3 separate regions of the Homo sapiens genome follow, and all the other regions are linked to region 3. A link is a loop called in an ENCODE intact Hi-C map of the cell type or tissue named here. Cell type or tissue: GM12878. All regions are shown on one strand. Each heading gives the region's core, and the rest is flanking DNA. Links, peaks and the distances in the headings are about the cores only.

Region 1 (6,848 bases), core at 1,591-5,590, 110 kb after region 3:
GTGAGGAATTTTGTTTTATAACATAACTTTGTACTGCTGAATTTAAGTCCTTGAAGTGCTATGGCAATTTAGTTATTGTTAGAAGTCAAAAGTAGAGGTCTCTGTTCCCAACATCTCCCCAAAATATTTTTTCATTAATATTCACAGGCTTTAAAATATCAAATTATTGTGATCAAAGCTACTTCTGTTTTACAGTTGTTTTGTGAGGCTGGTGTCATACAGTAACATTTAACTGAATTTTGTATTTGCTAAATTAACATAAAATAATAAAGAGATCCTTTTTACCATTTAAAAAATTCTAATAATTTCCTAATCAGGAAAAATGATGTTATGATATACTGTAAATAGGCTAAAAAAAACCTTGTAATGTTGATACATAGGGAAAAGAGTAATTTTGATAATTAATAATTTTAGATTTTTTTCCTTTGATTGTACCTCATGGTTGTGAGGTGTCTAAAATGCTCTTTCTGCATATCTGTTAAGGACTTTGGGAATTGGGGTAAGGGCAAGCCTTCTTTCTGTGTCTGTTAATTACAGGTTTTTTCTTGTGGATGTAGTGCTCTTAGAATATGAAACTGATTTATAGAATTTGTAATTACCAAGAAATAAATAGCATCATTGAATTTTGTTTTCTTTATTTTTGCTATTATTTTCTAGTTACTGTGCTTCACATTTTGATTTCTATCAAATGACTTCTCAAAAAGCAATTTCTTTTAAATCAGTGAGTTTCAAACTAAGAAGAAAATGTATCCTGATAGTCTAATTAGCTGTTGTTTGTCCATGCCAATTAAAATAATCTTTTGAATTTCTAGTCTTTGATTATAGTTATATAGGCTTCATGAGTTTGTAAAACTATTCCTCCTTTTAAAGTATTTTAAAAGGTGTATTGTAATTTTATAATTGATATTCATATGTAATTATTGAGAAACTTGAATAACCTAAAATATATTTCTAGTATTCAGCACATCAAATCAAGGTATAACCTGTGATATAAAAGTGGTCCAACAGAAGTATACAGCTTTAAAAATAACAAGGAATTAATTCTGTTAGCATGTTTTACTAGCAAATGTTCGTGGAAAATGTTATTAATTCTTAAAGCTCAGTGCCTGGGTTTTATTGTGTGTGGCCTTACTAGGAGAACACTGTAGAGCCGAACTTGAAATTTATTAAGGAAAGAAGAAACTGGTGAAGTGCTTTTATGCTGTTAAAAAAACTTCACAGACAATTGTCAGACAATTTTTTTTTTAAAGGTCATGATTGCTTGATGCCTTTTCCAGTCTTTATTTGAAACTCTCGTTTTGTAGGATTTCTTTTTTGTTCTTCCTCTTCCTTTTTTCTTTTGGCAGTGGGTGGAAGATTCTTTTAAAACTGAATGGCTAAACCTGTATGGTAACTATTGAAGTATGATCGAAATACTTTTATTCATGATTTTTTTAGGCCAAAAAATGCTATGAAGGTAAGCCAATGATGGTAAAATTACATTGTGTTGCGTGGAAACTGTTTTAGCTTTAGCGTTTTCTGTTCAGAAAAGTAGGCTCTGCATTAGAGTTTTAAATTGGGATTTGTTTGTGAAATATTTTGTAATTCTCATATTGCTGATTGCCTTTATGTCTCGGTGTTCTAGTAGATAGTTCGTAGTTCCTGAAAAATAATATTCTGTGTATGAAAGAAAATAGGAGGTGAGAACAGAATGAGAATTGGGAAAGAAAACCCCCTACCCAAAATGCCGCCACCTAACAGGTGGAAATATCTATGCCATTACAGATTTTCAAAACGTAGAGTGCTTGAACTCTTTTTTTCTAAGAGATTACTTCAAATTTGACAGATTTCACAAAATTTTGTTATGATAAATATTAAAATTTTAACTCTTATTTTTATCCTAAATTTAAGCCCTTACAAATTAAGAAAAGAGTGCCTCGAGGCTGATTGCTAATGTTCAATTAAGTTATGTGTTCAGTGAAGTAATTTTTTGATTATGATATTTTGATTTTATTAATATGTAAACTAAAAATTATAAAAGGATTATGAGTACAGAAATTAAATTATGTGAAATTAATTTTGATATTTTGCGGCAGACAGTTTAGAATTAAAATATCCTTGGTGTGTAATAATTTTATTTCTTGTAAGGACATCTGTTGGCTTTCAGTATTCAGAAAATTTAGACTTTTTAATTTTAAATGTTGACGTAAATTAACGGGAGCCATACTTTAAATTGAAAGAACTTAAGGGAAATACATAAAATATGCTAGTGATTGGCTTACTTACATTTTCAGTGATTAGACTTTGTGAAATAAGAGTAAGGCCTAGCATTTTATTTTATTTAAGAAAATATACTTAATTTAAAAGTACTAATACAAGAATGAGAGAAATCTGGTCAAGTATAGTAAATCCATATCCATAATTATTTTCAATCACTAGTTACAGAGGAAGGTGTGAATGCTAATATCTTCTTTGTTGAAAATCATAAGTTGTATTTTGAAAAGGGATGAAAGGGAACAAGTAACTGCTTTCAGGCAGATTTATATCATCCTAACATCATATGTTATTTGTGGGTTCATGTCACAAAAGCTTGCAAAACTTCACAAAATAATTTAATGTATTTTAATTTAGTAAGCTTGCTGAAAACTCTTTTGTGATAAATCTAGAAAAATTTATACATGATATTTTTCTTTTTTAAAGTTTAGTGATCCATCTTGGTACTTTGTCTCAATTTCAGTCTTGTTGATTTAGATAATATTCTTATTGTTTTATAAATTTCCTTTCAGGAATGTGTTACTGCCTTGATACGTTCTCACCTTTCCAGTTATATATGATCCATCTATGACATTCTATCATCCAGGTGTTACTATTTTATTGTTCTTTCTTGTACTTTTGTTGTAAGGTACAGACTTCAAGTCTAAAGTAAGAGCTAGTGTATATTACAGTGTATATGACCATTTCTAATTTGACCTGTTACTGTAAAGAAGGCTAACAAGTGTGTATGCCTAGCCCACCCCTTCTGGAGCAGTTGAAAACAGGCCTCAGAAGACTCAAAGGAATTCTTTTAACTCCTAGCAGGGCCACGGGGTCAATGTCAGATTTAGTCATGCTGTTATTTTAGCCCAGTGGTCCAGAGAGATGACTGAAAAGTGAGTCTTTCATTTCTTTTTTTGTGTGGTTATTAACAGGATTAAATGTAAGCCATTGTGTACTTAGTACCAATTAGTTTCTCATCTGAGAGGTTCATTATGATTTTTTGTCAGCCTTCGTCTTGTAATATTTGTTTCTTTGTTTGATTAGTTAAGGGGCTGAATGGGCTAAAGGGAAGTTTTAACAGCAGTACTTTTAAATTCATTAAGAATTTTAATAGTCAACTTTTCAAATATGTAGACCTTGATTAAAAAAGGGACCATGTTGAAAATTGGCAAAATTAAGTAAATTGTTTAAAATTTTCCTTTTCCTGTTGTATTTTTTTAATCTGAAAAACAGACTGTCTTTATTATATCAAATAATACTTTTATGTTTCTAGAAGTCTACTTCAGATTCTTGTACATACTTCTTAAGATTGTATTTAGTTTGCTGTGAATATGTAATTATCGTTCAGAAGGGGCACATACCAAAAAGCTCCAAAATTAAAAAACCTTTTCAGTTTCTAGGATAGAAACATAGATTGAGCTATTAAAAGCAGAACATTAGAGTTCTGGGATAAAGATAGTTGTCAGGTGTAAACAAGCCTTAATTGAAAAGGAGGCAGCCTAAAAGTTGATTCTTTATGCTATTATAAATAAGTAAAAATGCAAACTTGCTTGAGTTCAGAAAATAGGAGCATACCCAACTTTTAAAACTACTTATTAGATTGGTAGTTGCTTTAGATCCTTAACTTAAAAAAATTCTTATTAAAATCAGTGTTCAATTGAGTAATATTCCTCGTTTAATAGATTGAGATGCCTCAGTTAAATTTTGAACAAAAATTGTTCCTATAAATTGAATTGGAGATGCTGATCTGTTAAAAGCAAGGAATATAACCCAAAATTAAAATAGGAATTATTTTGCTAGTGGATAATTATCTTGGACAGTAGGTCTTATATCTTGTTGAAGTGTGTAGAACACACATTTTCACATTCATTCATCTTTAAGTGAATATACCTGTAGGCTGATTCAGACTTGGTATTTTATTTATTTTAAACATTAGAAATGATAAATACTAATTTAAGCAAGTGCGATTACTATTTTAACTCATTCTTCGAGAGTTGCTTCATTTATCTCAGAGTTTTTGGTGTACCTTATTTACCTTATTTAGATTATATCATTGTATTAAGTCCTTTGCTTACTGCTGTAGTTTTTTGGTACCTAGAATAATTTATTATGGAATTGAATATTAAAAATTTGACGATCCCAATAGTTATGAAGCTTACAGATTCTGTATGTAGGCTTTTTTCCTCCTTTGGTTTCAGGCATAATGAATGGATGGCCCTTGCTTTCTGATATTTGTGTATCCAATTTTCTGAGGAAACACTTTTCTACAAAGTCTGCATGTTTGATTGTTCTACATTTTTCTTTCATTATAATTTGAAAAGGACTTAGATCCTCCAAATGAAAAATGGCTGTCTTGGCCATATGGTAAATTAGGCCTGCTTTATTATTGTCTAATAATTAAGCCTCCCTTTACTTATCCCACCCTCGTTTTAAAAACTAAAAACGTGTGGTAGCTGTATTAGTTAGAACATTTTCAAGTAACAGGAAGTAATTCAGTGGTAACTTCCTCATGTGGTTTACTGTTTATCAAAAAGGAAAGTAGTTTCTTTTGAGAGAATAATGCAGTTTTTGCTGCTCAACATTTTCTCAAGCTCTTTGGAAAATAAGAGAGAAGTCTTTAATGTGCTTGTAATATGATAAGGACAGATTTAAAAATTTTGTTTCTCTTCTCATTACTTGGTGTTTGACTTCAGTGGAAGCTGAAAGAAGTAAATAGATGTTAAGTTGAAAATCTGCCTCAGTGTCAGATGCTCATATAATTTAAATAATTTAAAATTTGTGGGTACTTATATTGATTGACCTTATATTTTAAAAACATAGGGAATAACATCAACTATTTGTATCTTCTCTCTTAACTTAAAGTTGAATTAATTAACTTTAGCTATCTAATAGAGTAGGTCCAGAAATTAACATTCAAATAACAGTAGTAAGTATAGGTGAAGACCAGGCTATCCCAAAGATAATTCATTAGGACTTCTGTTTCTATAGTATCTTTCATATGATAGTAACTGTTGTAAACAATTGAATTATATATATCAATTTAATAAATAATTGCAATATTAAAAAGTTAGCCCCGATAATTTCTACCCAAACACCTCCAAATTATGCTACTTCAAAAACAGTTGAAGGGAAGTTTAGGAATATAATATAGTTTCATTTTAAGACCACTAGGATAATAGACATTGTAATGTAATGGAAAAACATTTTGTCCCATAAAAACCACTTTCATTTAATGCTTTGTTTTTCTGTCTAACCAGGTAATACCTAGCAAATACAGAAAGAGAGATAAAGCAAGCAAGCTGTTTTGAAAGTGTCTAATATTGGCTGATGTAGAGCTATAGGTGGGTGTATCTTATTATTCCATAAAATTAAAAATAAGAGTGGGGGGAAAAAACAAATCCCAAGAAAATAAATGGAAGGTGAGTGAAGAGTGAATAGAATAAAAATAGAGATCTAGTATTTCAGTCAGTCTGCTAGTTAAATTTTATATTCAGAGCTTTAACATTTTGGGCTTTTAAATTTCCTGCAGTGCACATGACTTTCTTTCATAAAAGATATGTCAATCATATTAGGAATAAAAGTAATAGCTCATATAGTGCTTTATTATTAGCATCTAAGAAACCACTGGTATTTGAGTAAATTGTAAGTTAGAATTGATTTTTTAATAGCTTTTTAATGCAGATCAAACATTTGTGGCTTTTGAATGAAAAATACTTATCAACTAATTTTTATTAGCATTGCATTTTTAAAAAAATCTACATTATAACATATTGGAGGTTGATTGAAAGGGAGTTTTTGCCTCCATTTTATAAAGATGCTCTGTAAGAGCACTGGTGATAATGATGTCTATTCCTGTATTTTTTGCTGACTTTTACCTGGTATCCTGTCAGTAATTGTTTTTTCATGTTGAGGAAGAAAAAAGAATCTATACTTGCATCTGTCAGTATTATTGTTGTTTTAACTTTATAGGTATATTGTAGACATTGAATTGAAAGATTTGTAAGCTTTTGGTTTTCTGTGATACTGATTGGGAACAAAGGCATAGATAATCAGAGACAGCAAATAATAGCCAAAAATATATATTTGATATGTATTCATTTAGCCAACAATAACTAGGGCCTTTTGTGAATCACTGTGCAAGATGTGCTGGTACTTACAAAGATGAATCAGGTATAGACCCTGACCCCACGGATCCTATGGCTTAATAGAAGAGGTAAGAGGTGAGTGGCATAATAGAGTCATGGGGTGCAGGAGAGGAAAGATACTGCTTTCATGAGGGGTAGAGGTGTGTGTCAGGGGAGATAAGGATATATCATGTTTAGAGGAACAACAGACTTTTAAAATTCTATTTTGAATTAGGTCGGTTTTTCTTAGACTGAGTTCCTCATTCTCCTAGGGTCCATTTGTAGGGAAAGGTTTTTTAGTTCTTAAATTATTTCTTAAATTTGTATTTTTATTTTGATGTTAAAAAGTGATCGTACCTGTTATAAAGGTAACACTTTGCAGTGATAACTCATAGATGAAAGACATTTGTTATAGGATGAGACTTCAGTTTCTTAAGTCAGTGTTTCTCATTGGGATTTTTGGACAGATATGATGTTCAAGAGAACTTT
Region 2 (6,848 bases), core at 1,819-5,818, 270 kb after region 3:
AGTCACCTCTGACCAGGCCCAACCTCCAACATTGGGGATTACAATTCAACATGAGATTCGGCCAGGACATATATTCAAACTATATCAATATCATCACCAGATGAATAGCTAAACAAATTGTTATATCCATACAATGGAATACTGCTTGATTATAAAAAAATGAACAAATTGCTAATACCCAACAACAGGGATGAATCTTAAAAATATTCAGGAGGAAATGAGACAGACACAAAATAGTACATAACGTATAATTCCATATATGTGAGGTCCTGGAAGGGGCAAAACAAATCTATCGTGAGAGAAGGCAAATCAGTGGTTGCCTCAGGTGGGGGATTGACTGCACATGTGCACAAAGTAACATTTTGGGATGATGGAAATGTTCTACATTTGATTTTTATAGTGATTACCCAGGTGTATACATTTGCCAAATTGAATCCTACTGTATTTTTACATAGGTACATTTTATTACATGTAAGTTACACCTCATTAGTTTCCTTTACGGCCCTGCCTTCTGTAACTTTTTTCCTTCTCTCCCTAAAATTGAGGTATTATCCATTCTTCTGAATTTACCATAGCATTTGTTTGGCCTTCTCTTACTCTTTCTTTCTCCTTTCGTTTGTCACCTTGTCCTCTACTAAGGCTATAAGCTCTTTACATCTTTCTTTACCCTCTAGCACCTTGCTCATTTAATCTTCCAATAGATGTTTGTTAAACGGAGTTGATTTCATACAAAGAAAGAATTACCAGCTACTGCTTTGATCACGGCTCTGAAATTTGAACAGAATCACAATCCCAGTTATCAGCAAGAACAACCCTATAAAAGCAGCTATGGGTTGATGACAGGCATTCTTAGGGCAGTCTTAATTTTACAATTCAGGGCAGTCCCATTTAACATTCTATGGCATTGGGTGGTGGACACATGGAAGATGAGTGTTCCTGGGCCGTATGGAAAGTCCTCTTTAAGGCGAATTACCTTGTGCTAGTTGCAAAGGTCTGGAAGATTTAATTCAGGTAAATTACACAACGTGACAATGTATATAATTCCAGTAATGAGAGAAAATTAGAATCAGAAATTCAGTACTAGAAGGTGCCACCATGGATGCCATTTATTCTAACCCATTGTCATACAGACCCAGAGATCTTAAGTATCCTGCCCAACACCACACAGCAAATTAGCGGCACAGTTAACTCTAGAAGCCAGATTTCTATCAAGTACCATACCCAGAATTTAACAAGTTGGAGAATTTGCTGTTTGTGGAAGTTCTGAGGAGTTGCCCTAGACAAAGCTTTCCTTGGGGTGAGATTTTGAGTTTAGACACAATAGGTAAAGATCAAGGGCAGGAAGCTGCTGTCATTACTAGGTTCAAATCAAAACTGGAACCTTGGAGCCATGGCAGGGACAAGAATTGCCTTATGTGTTCCTGGTGATGTCTTTGCTTCATATACCACTTGAGAAATACTGACTTGATCTATTGTTGAAACTTAGTTTGTATACTTGTTGATGAATTTTCTATAGTAAGAATATGAATATGCTATAACTTTTTGAGGAGTTGTTAGTACAGTTGACCCTTAAACAACACGGGTTCGAACTTCATAGGTCTGCCTATAAGCAGCTTTTTCTCAACCAAAAATGGATTGAAAATACAGTTTTCATAGGCTGTGAAACCCACGTATATAGAGGGCCAACTTTTTATATGTGCAGGTTCCACAGGGCTGACGGGAACTTGAGTGTGCAAGGATTTGGTTCTACCAGGGTAGTCTTGGAACCAATCCCTCATATATACTGAGGGACAACTGTACACAAGAATATTTTTGAATCCCACAGGATTGTTAAAACAATCTGAATAGAGTCGATCTCCCTCCTTCAAACCTTCCTTTTTTACTGTTTTCTGTTTATGTGTAAATTTGGAGAGTGGTAACAGTTGCCATTTTGCATTTCATTGGTTTTATATTTCATTTTTTAAGAACAATTTTAAGTCAGTCTTATAGTTAACATAATTTCAAGTGGTCATTTTGAATTTTAATGATGAAAGACATTGAGATACAAAAAGCAGCTTTGAAAGTTGTAGCAAAGCATGCTTCATACATGGATCCTTTGAATGAAAGAATAATAGCATGGATGGTTGATGAAGGAATAGAAGCTGCTGCTATTTAATGTATTCTTCACTCTCAGTACATGGATACAGCCTCCAAATGTTACAAAGAAAATAATCATCAGCACAGCATCTCTGCATACCTGTGGATTGGTCTTTTTGTAAAGCAGCCTCATGGTTTTCTTAGAAAAGTTTTTTATTTAAAAATATATCTCTAGACACTTACTCCTGGTAGGCCTGGGAAAATGTAGATTACTTCATGTCTCTTCAAAAGCCTTTCAAAGAAACAAGTCAAGCTTGATTTGTGTTTTTGAGATAGAGGAAAGTAGTAAGGTAGGAGGACAGAGGAAATCTTAGCTTTAAAGGGAGAAAAAGATCTTTCAGTCCTTTTGTCAACACTTTAGTTTCTGCATTAGTCATAGGTCCCTTCCCCCTTGGCCATGGGTGGACCAAAGGAATAGCAGCCATTTGCACGTTTGTGAAAGGACAGTGGAAAGAAAAGAAAATAGCTGATACAAGAAAATGTGGGAGATTATTTCCCCCACTAGGTTTTTACAGTTGTATTTTTAGATTAATCAGTGGTTTCTGGATATTTGGCCTCCTTTTTTTTCTTTTATTTTGCTGTTTTTGATGTTATAAAATACAGTGCTAAGAACCTAACCCTATTAGTGAGATATTATTCAGAGTCTAATTTTTTTATTGTTATAATGAAAGTCATGTAGAATGCAAAGCTAGTGGACACAGTTAATACTCATATTTGGTAGAAATACTTTTCCTCTACCAAGCTGAGTTCAAATTGTGGGCCTGCAAGTTAACTGATACTGGACAGGTTAACTGGAGAAAAGATAAGGTTTATTCACACTTGAAGGAGCACTCAATATCAGTAACTCTGAAGAAGAGTTTAGAGGGTTATAGAAGTAAGGGGTTATGCCTCTTGCTGTGGCACACCACAGATGCCAGCACTTTGGGAGGCTGAAGTGGGTGGATCTCTTGAGCTCAGGAGTTTGAGACCAGCCTGGGTGACATGGTGAAACCCTGTCTCTACCAAAAAAATTATAAAAATTAGCCTAGCGTGGTGGCAAGTTCCTGTAGTCCCAGCTACTCAGGAGGCTGATGTGGGAGGATTGCTTAAGCCTGGGAGGCGGAGGTTGCAGTGAGCCAAAATGGTACCACTGTACTCCAGTCTTGGCAACAGAGCAAGACCCTGTCTCCAAAAAAAACAAGAAGTAAGGGGCTATATACCAACTTAACAAGAGGGGGTAGCTTAGGGAGTCAAAGGACAGAAAGATCTCATTTACACAATTTTTTTGTTATGTCTCAGTGCCCAGTGTCAGTCATCTCCCTCCTGTGGATCCTCCTGGAGGTGTGAGAGGGTTGTGACAGCTGCCTCAGTAAAGCTCTGCTTTAGTCAGATAAAAGAAGTTAAGATTTCATTCTGCATCTGCTGTTGTATTTTTGGGCCCTTCACTGATTTTTTTTTGTTTTAATATTTGTATGTAGTCTGATGCTTTTCAATGTATTTTCACATACCTCATTTTATTCTCACAGGACTTTTTAGGCAGACAGGGAAAATACTATTATCCCATTTCACAGGTCAGAAAACTGAGACTCAGAGAGGTTAAGTATTTGTCCAGGGCCACATAATTAATAACAGAGCCAAAATAGGAATTTCAGGTATTCAACATTTCTCAGTGTACCTTTGGGGTCCAATTTGAGTACTCATAAATTGTGTAATCTATTGTCAATCTATAAGTCCTTTAAAAGTGCCACGGTTAAGTAATAATTTATTTGTTTTGTAGGAGAAGATGGTATAAACTGGTCCATCAGTGACAAAGACATTGAGGTAAAATCAAATTGTTTTTAAAATTCAGAATAATAATTTCCTTTGCTTCATAGTTTATTATGATAACTTTTGGAACATTAATAAGTTTAAGTGGCTTATAAGAAAACATTTGATTTTAGCATATGAGTGATTTAACTCTTCAGAAACTTGGTTCAGCCTTGAGTTTTGTCAGTGAGTTAATAGCTGTAATCATCCAGTCCCCTTTCCCTTTCTGTTTCTCTCCTGCGGTGAGTCCTCTCAGCCCATATGGCCTGGTACCACTAAAAAGATCAACACCGGAAATAACTGCTTCTTCAGTGTAAGGAAATGGTTAGTCTATTTTTAGGATGTGGCAGGTGTTTGTCTTTGTCGATTATTAGCCTTAATTGTGGCAGATGCTACAAAAAGAGAATAATTTTATAACTTGGTTTTGGGAGATAGCTAGATTGTACTTACATGTGGTCCACTTGGCCAGTTCAGCAAAATAACAAATAAAAGATGAAAACTTTTTTAAAGATGGAATTCTACCAAACAAGCTAAAGCATGGTTGGGATTTACAGTTCCTCTTTAGATATTCCATATGATATGCATTGTTGGTACTCTCTTACAAGATCCTAGATTTAGATTAGAATATGGGACAGTTAGAATTGGGTCACTCTGTAGGCAGAATGGATCTTAAAAGGATTCCAGTGGAAAGAAATTATCTCATTCCTTTATTTCTATAAAGGAAGACTGGATTATCAGTCTTTTATTATCATCCAGTCTTGTAGGCAGTAACCCTGTGCTGTTCAAAAGAATGGATATATTGGGTAGCTGTACTAACTTTACAAAAGACAAAGTCATAAAAACACCATTCCCTAACTCAAAATTTAAGTAGCCCTCCCATTCAGAAAAACATGGTGTACATTCAGTTATAGAAATCAGCAGTGGCTGGCCGGGCGTGGTGGCTCACACCTGTAATCCCAACACTTTGGGAGGCTGAGGTGGGTGGATCACCTGAGGTCAGGAGTTCGAAATCAGACTGGGCAACATGGCGAAACTCCTTCTCTACTGAAAATACAAAAATTAGCCAGGTGTGGTGGCGGGCGCCTGTAGTCCCAGCTACTCGGAAGGCTGAGGCAGGAGAATCGCTTGAACCCAGGGAGGTAGAGGTTGCAGTGAGTCGAGATCACGCCACTTCACTCCAGCCTGGGCAAAAGAGTGAAACTCCGTCTCAAAAAAAAAAAAAGAAAGAAAGAAAAGAAGTCAGCAGTGGCTTTGACTGAATGCTACCGCGGTGTCTAAGTGATGCATGTCAGTACCCCTGCTCGATCTGAAACATAAGTAGAGAAAGATTAAAAAAAAAAAATCACATGGAGAAGTATAAAAGACTCAGCAGGCGGGAGGGGCAGACAAAAAGCAGTAGAGTTACCTTTATGGCACCTCCTTTTATGTTTTTCTACCTCTTTTTTTTTTTTTTTTTTTTTTTTTGAGATGAAGTTTCACTCTTGTTGCCCAGGCTGGAGTACAATGGCACAATCTCGGCTCACCACATCCTCCGCCTCCCAGGCGCAAGCGATTCTCCTGCCTCAGCCTCCCAAGTAGCTGGGATTACAGACCTGCGCCACCACGCCCAGCTAGTTTTGTATTTTTAGTAGAGATGGGGTTTCTCCATGTTGGTCAGGCTGGTTTTGAACTCCCGACCTCGGGTGATCCGCCCACCTCGGCCTCCGAAAGTGCTGGGATTACAGGCATGAGCCACCACGCCCAACCTCTACCTCTTTTTAAGAGAACAAGAGAGATCATAAAGTTCCCCTGTGGCTAGGTTCTAAGTTGAACAGATATAACTAATAATTCTCTTGCTTTATCAAGGTAATGGAACTGACTTGAAGCTTGATGTATCTTTATTTGCTTATAGTTGTCTTTAACAAGAGTAGTAGATGGCTTTTATTTAGCAGTGAAACAATTTTTTTAATTCTTGATTTTTTTTTCCCTTAGGCCCAGATAGCTAATAACCGAACACCTGGAAGATGGACCCAGCGGTACTATTCAGCCAACAAAAACATTATCTGTAGAAATTGTGACAAACGTGGTCATTTATCAAAAAACTGCCCCTTACCACGAGTACGTGAAATATGCTTTGCTTCTTTCCACATTTGTAAACTCAAAATCTCAAGGGTGAGGCTGGGCACGGTGGCTCATGCCTGTAATCCCAGCACTTTGGGAAGCCGAGGCAGGTGGATCATGAGGTCAGGAGATTGAGACCATCCTAGCTAACATGGTGAAAAACCCCGTCTCTACCAAAAATATACAAAAAATTAGCCGGGCGTGATGGCGGGCGCCTGTAGTCCCAGCTACTTGGGAGGCTGAGGCAGGAGAATGGTGTGAACCCGGGAGATGGAGCTTGCGGTAACAGAGATCACACCATTGCACTCCAGCCTGGGTGACAAAGTGAAACTCTGTCTCAGAAAAAAAAAAAAAATCTCAAGTGTGAAACCCTATAACCTTAGAATTCAAATCTTTTTATAGTATGTGTGTTAAATTTCATGTAGCTTACAGCCTAGTGTCGGAGAAATAATAATAAATTTGGAGTCAGAAAAATGTGGAATCAATTTTAACTTATCATTACTAGTTGTATGGGCAAATCATTTAACCCTCTGTGCTTCTTGTTTTCTTGTCTATAAAATGAAAAGATTGAATCAGATGATTCCTGAGACCCCTTTCACTTCTAAACCTTGTACTTCATAAGATAGCTTATTTCAATGTGAGATAATTTTTATCGTTAGAAAATTATAATTTGGGGCATTTTTAAATGTTTATTAATGTAAGTTACGTTAAGCAGGTACATCAACCTTTGGAACAACACAGAACTGAAGATCTTAGACGTTTCCTGACCAGATAATTAGCTCTTAACAAACATTTCTTCCATTTCTCCTTCCTCTTCCAAATGACTG
Region 3 (6,848 bases), core at 1,273-5,272:
TCAGGAGTTCTTGAAGAGGATGGAGAAAAAATGAGAATTTAACCAGGTTTTTCAAGAATCATGTAAAATCACCTTAGTCGGGGTGTGTTATCATTACCAGCATGTCCTGCAGGCCAGGGGCGCTGGGACTACTCTCTCTCCCAAAGACTTGAGACAGGCAGCCCCTTCTAAAGCCTCTGCTTCCCCGTTTGTTTAATACAGAGAACAAATCCTGAGATGTGACTTCTTAGGCTCTGTGAGATGAAGCTTCATGGATGGGGGTTATTAATATCTATCACTCCATTCCAGGCTCATTCCAGAACTGTGAGACTGGATGTCAATGCCCAGTGGGAAAGTACTCAATCCATCCAGGTCTGCCCGGATCTAAGGACTCAAGGGTTCCCATGGCAAGGAGAGACTACTACTTGTCCAAGTAGTAGTTTTTCTCCAAGGGGGTCCATGGAGAGAGGGGGGAATCTGTCTCTTCTCCCAGCAGGAACAGGAGGTCTAAGGGCAGAGAGGTCACCTTCCATTCCTATTCCCTCCCTTACTCATGCTTTATGATCTCGAACAAGTCCCTTCCCCTCTCCGAACCTCTGAGTTTCCTTTCCCTACAGCAAGGAAGACATTAGAGGAGAAGGTCCTTAAGTGGCTCCCTGCTTAGTGTTGACCTGACCTTATTTTGGGCTTAGAGCCAGAAGGACACACTCCCTCCCCATTGGGCAGATAGGGAAACTGAGGTTGGGGTAAGAAATGGAATATGGTTCTGAAGGAAGAAAAAGGAAGTCTATTGGCCCATGAAATACCCAGAAGTTGGGAGAAGGAAGAAGCTCTCATAGGAACCAGACCTGGACAACCCTTTGAGCACCAGCTTGGACAGCTTCTCAGCTTCCCTCTCTTCTCCAGCCCTGACCCAGGCTGGAGTGGACAGATGGAAGTGCAGTCTCACTTGAACTGTCGCCCTTTTCCAGGCAGGCAGCTCTTCCCCAACCCATCAGTGAGGAGGGGGCGTGGCTCTCTAGATTTTAAGGCTTGGCCAGCCTAGGGCTCCCGTATCTCACCCCACCCCAAGCCCCACCCAGTCCAGCTATGCAGAGGAATAAAATGCTTTATTGATTAAATGATTATTCAGGCAATTGAACTAATCAAAGAGCCCATCGACCGCCATGAATTACATTCTTCTACACAGCTTGTCGGGAGAGCCAGCCCGAGGACTGCGCAGACCCTCTCCATGACACTCACACATCCCCGCCTCATTCCCCACACATACACAACACCCACTTCCAGGCTCAGGTCTCTCTGAAAGTCCATCTGCTGAGAAGCCCACTGCCAGGGAGAAGGGCCTTCTGAGAATTGAGGATGGAGAAGAGGAGTTTCCAGGTAACTTTTCCTGAGCCCTCATCCTGGGAGCACTCTTCTGCCTCAGATCTCTGCCCTCACTTCTCTCCAGCCACAATTTTGGAAACACAGTTATGCCCCAGAAGTTGTCCTGGGCTTGGGGTCTAAGTTTATCCTTTTTGCTCTTAGGCTTGTATTTGAGGCTGGAGGAGAGATGGGGGTTCTCAGAGGGCACAGAGATGGGGGAAGGGGGCTTCTTGCCAGGGCCAAGAGAGTGTTTGTGTGGGAGTTACACAGTGGCCTAGTGAGTGAAAGAGGCCCCCCATACCTGATTCATGCCTCAGGGCAGATGGAGGCCTACTGTCCCTGCTATCTCCTCTCAGACATAAACACATCCTGCTACCTACTTCTCAGGCCTGTGGGAGGCACATGGGGACCTAAGCCAGGGAGGCCTGTGCGCATACAGGCCCTAGAGCTGAATGCCCAGACTATGCACATGCATCCACCCACTGTGCTCTCCTCCACTGGTGCGGCACCCACAGGATAAAACCTGAGGACACAGTGTGTGTGTGTCTGTGTGTACACACAAATACACACGCCAGTGTCAGAGGCTTGTCTAGGTGAAAGTGAATGTAGGCTGGGGGTCCCTAGAAATGTCACAACTAACCCTACAGGTGTCCGCTGTCATCTGCAAGGTTGTGCCTGCCACAGGAGACCTGTTTGTACAAATGGTAGCCTGAACAGTGCTCACTGCACACCAAGAGGCTGCATGCCCTGAATTCACACCTTCATTCCTGGTCCTATCTCCCAATAGAATGGACACTGGGCCTTACAATGCACATGCTAAACACCACGGATCTCCATAGGCCCCAGACCCACGTCTAGGAGTTTGCCTAGAGACACAATGTGAACATTGGCGTGTATGCATCGGACAGCCGTTGACATCCAAAAATGGAAAGGTCAGTGTAGCCACTTCTTTCTCACATCCAAAAATCACTTGGGATATAACAGGTGAATGCAGACCCTTTAAATAGTGGATGTACACTCAGATATTTCCGAATTACATAAATAACACTCATAGTAGACACACATTTTGGATACCCAAAAGAATATACACAAGTACTAACTTATAAACACACACGAATACCCCACGAGTATAAAGATACACACACACACACACACACACACACACAGGCAAACAACTTTTGGACACAAACTCATATATTTTTACATCTTTTAAAAATACATATACTGTAATGAACACACTGAGTCCCTTATATAAACACACAGGCCCTAACTTGCAGACCCCCGGAAGGACGCCAGCGTGAACATTCAGAAACAGAGAAAAACACAGACAAACTCACAGATATTTGGACTGATGCAGAAGTGTGTGAACAGATAGGTGAAAAAACATAACAAACACGCCGCAGTTAGACAGTCTCTACGAAAATGCGGCGCGCCCCCTCCTCCTCCAGGGTCACCCTGCGTGGGGACCAAGGCCTGGCCGTGTCCCGGAGTTTGCACATCTGGAGCCCGTATCGCGGTCCTACCTGTCCTGCTGGTCCGAGGAGTCGGATAATTTTTCTCTAAATCCATTTTGATTTTTCAGGACTTGATGGAATGGACAGGGAAAAGTTTCCACTTTTTTGTGCCTTTTTTTTTCTTTTTTTTTTTTTTTTTTTTTTTTTTTTGGTGCCAGGGGCCGCTCACAGGTCGGAATAATTCAAGCCTTCCGCTCCCCCGCCGAGCTGGGGTAGCTGATCACTGAGCTGAAACTAAACGTTTTAGGTGGAAAAAAAGCGTCCGAAGGCACCGTGAAATGATTAAGGAACTAAAGAGCTTCTCGCCATGTGAGATCATGTCCTGTTCTCGCCAACATCACAAGATGTCCCCAGACACGCCGCGCCCCCAGCGCGCCGCCCCACACTGCCGGCCCGGAGCGAGGAAAGGGTAGGCGCTGCGCGGCCGGGCCTGCTCAGCGCGCCAGACGTGGCGGACCCGGCCCGGCCGGAGTAGAGCGGGAAGCCGGGAGAGCAGCAGTGCTGCTGCCGCGCCGCCCCAGACTTTTATAGGGGTTGGGGGGAGGGAAGGAAGGCTTCAGCCTGCGCCGGGCGCTAGCCAGCGCACCTACGGGAAGGGGCAGACCGAAGCGGAGCCCGGGAGCCCGGGTCTTCCAGCCGCACCTTCTATTAAGACATGCGCTTGGGGGTCGCGGCCCTCTGCGCTGTGCGCGGGGCCTGTGACATCTCCATGTGCAAACCCCGCTGCTTAGACGAGCGCAGGCCGGGTTTTTGTTTTTGAAGAAATTAACTGCTCGGCCAAGCAGGTGCTTTTGAAAGGGGTTGCAAAGGCTGGCAGTGTTGCCAGGCACCGAGGCGACGTTCCGGTTTACTCCGATTCACCCCTAGGGCGGCGCCCGACCCCAGGGTTCCCAGCCATCCAACCCCCACCCCAATTTGTTGGGGTCCTGACTATTGCTGGGCCCCTGACCCTAGGGCAGCGCCAGATCCCTAAAGCCCCCAGGTCCCATCCAGTCTTCTAGTCCCAGAACCCCTCCCCACATCAAGTTCCATTCTGGCCCAGAGCATGGAGGTTAAGCTGTGAAATACTGGAGATGAAATCCGGGCTTCCGCTTTGGAGCACCCGGGCAGAGCAGAACATCTCAGTAGTTTCTGGAGATTGGCGGGAGTTCCAGACACCTTACCCCGGCCCATAAGTGGAATCGCATTGCCCTCGAGCCCTGAGACGTTGTGGAGTCCCAGAGCCCCAGGACTTGATTCCAGAGAGGAAATCAGATCCACAGAGACCGAGCAGAGGTGTGGCATGTCCAGCCCTCTCTCTTCGGGCCAGACTCAAGCCTCCCCTCCCTGTTCCCCTCCCCAGCCTTGAGTTAGTTCAGCTGCTGGGCCTAGCCACTGAAAGCCTGTGGGGCCCTGCAGCGGGGTGGTCGCAGGGGAAAGGTTCTCCAGGGCGGGGGAGCGCTCCGTAGGAGGACTCCTGGCCCGCCGGACAATGGCAGTTTTGGAGAGTGAATCGTCCTCAGCAAGAGTGTTGTTTGTTTTTTGGAGGGGGTGGTCACGAGGCTGGGTCGCAACCTAGGGGGAAGAGCCTAGAGCTCGAGGAAAGGGGGGCCCCCGGCGGCAACTGGACATCACATATCCACTGAGCAGATTTCGCCACAATCGGAAATGTGGCTGTGGATTCCCGGGCGGCCCCCCCACCAAGTGGTCTGCGCAGTTCCCCAGCGCCGCCTCCTCCCTGCAGCCTGCGGGCCCGTGTCCCTACCCCGAGATTTGATTTTTGGCCATCTCCGAGTGCTCGACTCTTTCCCTCCGCAGCCCAGCCCCAGCCCAGGCTTCCCGCCCTCCCGCCTCGCCCGCGCCGGGAGGCAGCGCCTGGGAGGAGCGGCCTGTCCGCGCCTGGAGATCAAAAGCCCTCCCGGAATTGACATTTCACCCCGGGCTGGGGGCGGGGGGTGTTGGTGTTTTGTTGTTGTTGTTGTTTCCATTTAGAGGGCTTGTTTTGTTTTTGTTTGTTTTCTGTGAGTTTTCATTTTTCCATGGGATATTCTTTTGTTTCGGGTGTTTTGCGTGTTGTTTTTTCGTGGGATTGATTTTAGCGGGTTTTGCTCTGTAAGTCCTGGTCTTTGGGGTGAGTTTTGATTTTGTGTAATTTTGTACTTTGTCCTTGTAGGCTGTCTTTTTGTGTGTCGTTTGTAAGGCTTTTCCTTCTCCGCGGTGTTTAGATGTGTTTTGATTTGGTGTGAGTGGGTGTCGTCTGTGTGTGTGTTGCCTTAGGGAATTTCGTGTTGTGTGTGTTTTGTTTCCTTCGATTTGAATTTTATTTTTTTGAACTGTACGTTTTGGTGGGGGATCGGGTTATATTTTCATGTGTTGTCTTTAGTTTTTGTGTTTGTGAGATGCGCTGGTGAGAGTTTGCGTGTGTATTTTGGCTTTTGTGGGGCTTTGGGATTAGGGAGGGGACATCAGCCGCTACTCCGTTCCTGCCCGCACCCATGAAGGGCAGAGGATTAGGCCAAGCATCACGAATCGTAGGTTCGCCGTGCTCCGCCGCTTCGCGCTCTGGACGCTCGAGACCAGCGGGAAACAAATGTGGTTCCCGAGGGGGCGCCCGCTGGTCGTCAAAACCTCGCGGGCCCGGAGGCGCCGCTGCTGGGTCAGAATCGCAGAGCCCCCCTCGCGGGGTACCGAGGCCCAGCCGCCGTCCCCTTGCCCACCCTCTCCCCTGTGAGTCGGTCTCCCCTTGCGCCTGGCCAGCATGCTTCGGACCGTCCGGACTCCCGCAGCGTTGGCCCAAGGGGCGGCTCCCCTCGGCGGAGCAGGTGACGAACCACTTCGGAGGACACGGAATTGACACTGCGGCCCTAGAGATACGGGACAAGGGGCCAGAACGCGGGGAGTCTAGGCTCAGATCGGAGTCGGGATCCCGGGAAAATCCCCCATCTCCCTTGCCCGCAGCCCTAGAATCCCAGAAACCCAACTCCGCGCAGCTTTCGGTTTGGAGAGCCCGCCCTGGTTTGCAAGCACAGATACATGTGCCCACACCCGAACACACGCAGACACCGCCAGAGAGCGAGACAGCGAGCGGGCGCCTCCGTAGCAGCGGCCTGCGGGGCGGAACCGGAGCTGGCGCCGCCTCAAGGGGAAACCGAACTGTAGTGACCGGAAATGTCCCCAGGACAGAATAAGCCATTCCTTCTGTCCACGTTGCCAGGACTTCTCCAGCTCAACACACCTTGGTTTGTTTAATGTTACACGAGGGAGAAGATTTAGAGGCAGAGACACATGCTGGCTCAATCGGCGAGGAAATACGAGCAGAGTCTAAACAGAAAGAAATATGGAACGGGGGGAGACTAGACTGTGGGGAAGGCAAATTGGAGGCCCAGAAAAGGGGCTGGTGCGGAAGCTCCTCCAGGCCCCTGGGCGCTCTGGCATTCTGTGAGAAGGAGAAAGCAGAAGCCGAGAACAGAGAGTGACAGGAAAAGAAAAGAGACGCAGAAGGGGTTGGCCTAGGCACGCTGCGAGCTGCCCTCCAGCTAAGACGCTGCGGGCAAGGGAGGGGGAGGCCGACATCGCCAGGCGAGGGGCCAAGGTCGGGCTCTTTAACTCAGCCAGGAAACATCGTTGGGGGCTCCAGGGCTCGTGGAGCCCGAACTGGGGCTCATTTCCGGCCCGATGCCCCTCTTCCCCAGACCCCTAGCCCGGAATCCAGCAAAGGCTGGGCCATCGCCGTCCGCCACTGGGCCTCCCTCTGTGCGAGCCCTGGGAGAAGCCTCAGGGAACGACTCTGGCACTGGGGCTCGGCCCCGGAGCTAGCGCAGAGCGTGGGTGGGAGTCGACATCCAGGCAGGAGGCAAAGAAGAGGCCCCGCCCTAAAGCCGAGGGCCCAGTTCTTCGAAAGCCTGTGGCCGGAGCTGGACTCACAGGATTCGGGGTCCGTACAGCGCGCACGTGGTACCGCATCTTCGGCAGGCGGCGCCCCTAATGCCCAGCCCCGCCCTGCTTCGTTTG

Evidence for each region. Hi-C counts contacts between places; a loop is a spot of excess contacts. Peaks named below come from ENCODE experiments on the same cell type or tissue, not always from the same donor. Only the 100,000 strongest peaks of a DNase experiment are listed, where the experiment ranks them.
Region 1: it touches region 3 in a loop (6-fold over the local background); 6 of 110 quality-filtered maps call a loop at or near these places.
Region 2: a loop joins it to region 3, with 2.6 times the contacts of the local background. A loop is called at or near these places in 5 of 110 quality-filtered maps.

The regions. Positions count from the first base shown.
Region 1 is chr9:37,141,870-37,148,717 of GRCh38, forward strand. All of the region lies in intron 2 of ZCCHC7 (zinc finger CCHC-type containing 7), which reads left to right. Among named protein-coding and RNA genes, the nearest start is that of ZCCHC7, 25 kb to the left of the region's middle. In GM12878, for the core only: no CTCF peak of the experiment used is centred there; DNase peaks (open chromatin) are centred at 3,092 and 4,706; H3K4me3 peaks cover 2,043 bases; H3K27ac peaks cover 3,647 bases.
Region 2 is chr9:37,298,296-37,305,143 of GRCh38, forward strand. ZCCHC7 (zinc finger CCHC-type containing 7) reads left to right here. Exons shown (of 9, transcript NM_032226.3): 3 at 3,893-3,936; 4 at 5,893-6,018. Among named protein-coding and RNA genes, the nearest start is that of LINC01627, 93 kb to the right of the region's middle. RefSeq lists an enhancer at 4,197-4,246. In GM12878, for the core only: no CTCF peak of the experiment used is centred there; a DNase peak (open chromatin) is centred at 4,206; H3K4me3 peaks cover 1,918 bases; H3K27ac peaks cover 4,000 bases.
Region 3 is chr9:37,031,119-37,037,966 of GRCh38, forward strand. PAX5 (paired box 5) reads right to left here and starts at 3,150. Exons shown (of 10, transcript NM_016734.3): 1 at 2,868-3,150. The coding sequence starts at 2,913. It overlaps LOC105376031 (a long non-coding RNA gene), which reads left to right. Exons shown (of 2, transcript XR_929590.3): 2 at 1-215. RefSeq lists silencers at 2,916-3,036, 3,303-3,482, 4,563-4,722, a promoter at 3,296-3,734 and enhancers at 3,813-3,862, 5,256-5,305, 6,306-6,385. In GM12878, for the core only: a CTCF peak has its summit at 3,722; no DNase peak of the experiment used is centred there; H3K4me3 peaks cover 4,000 bases; H3K27ac peaks cover 4,000 bases.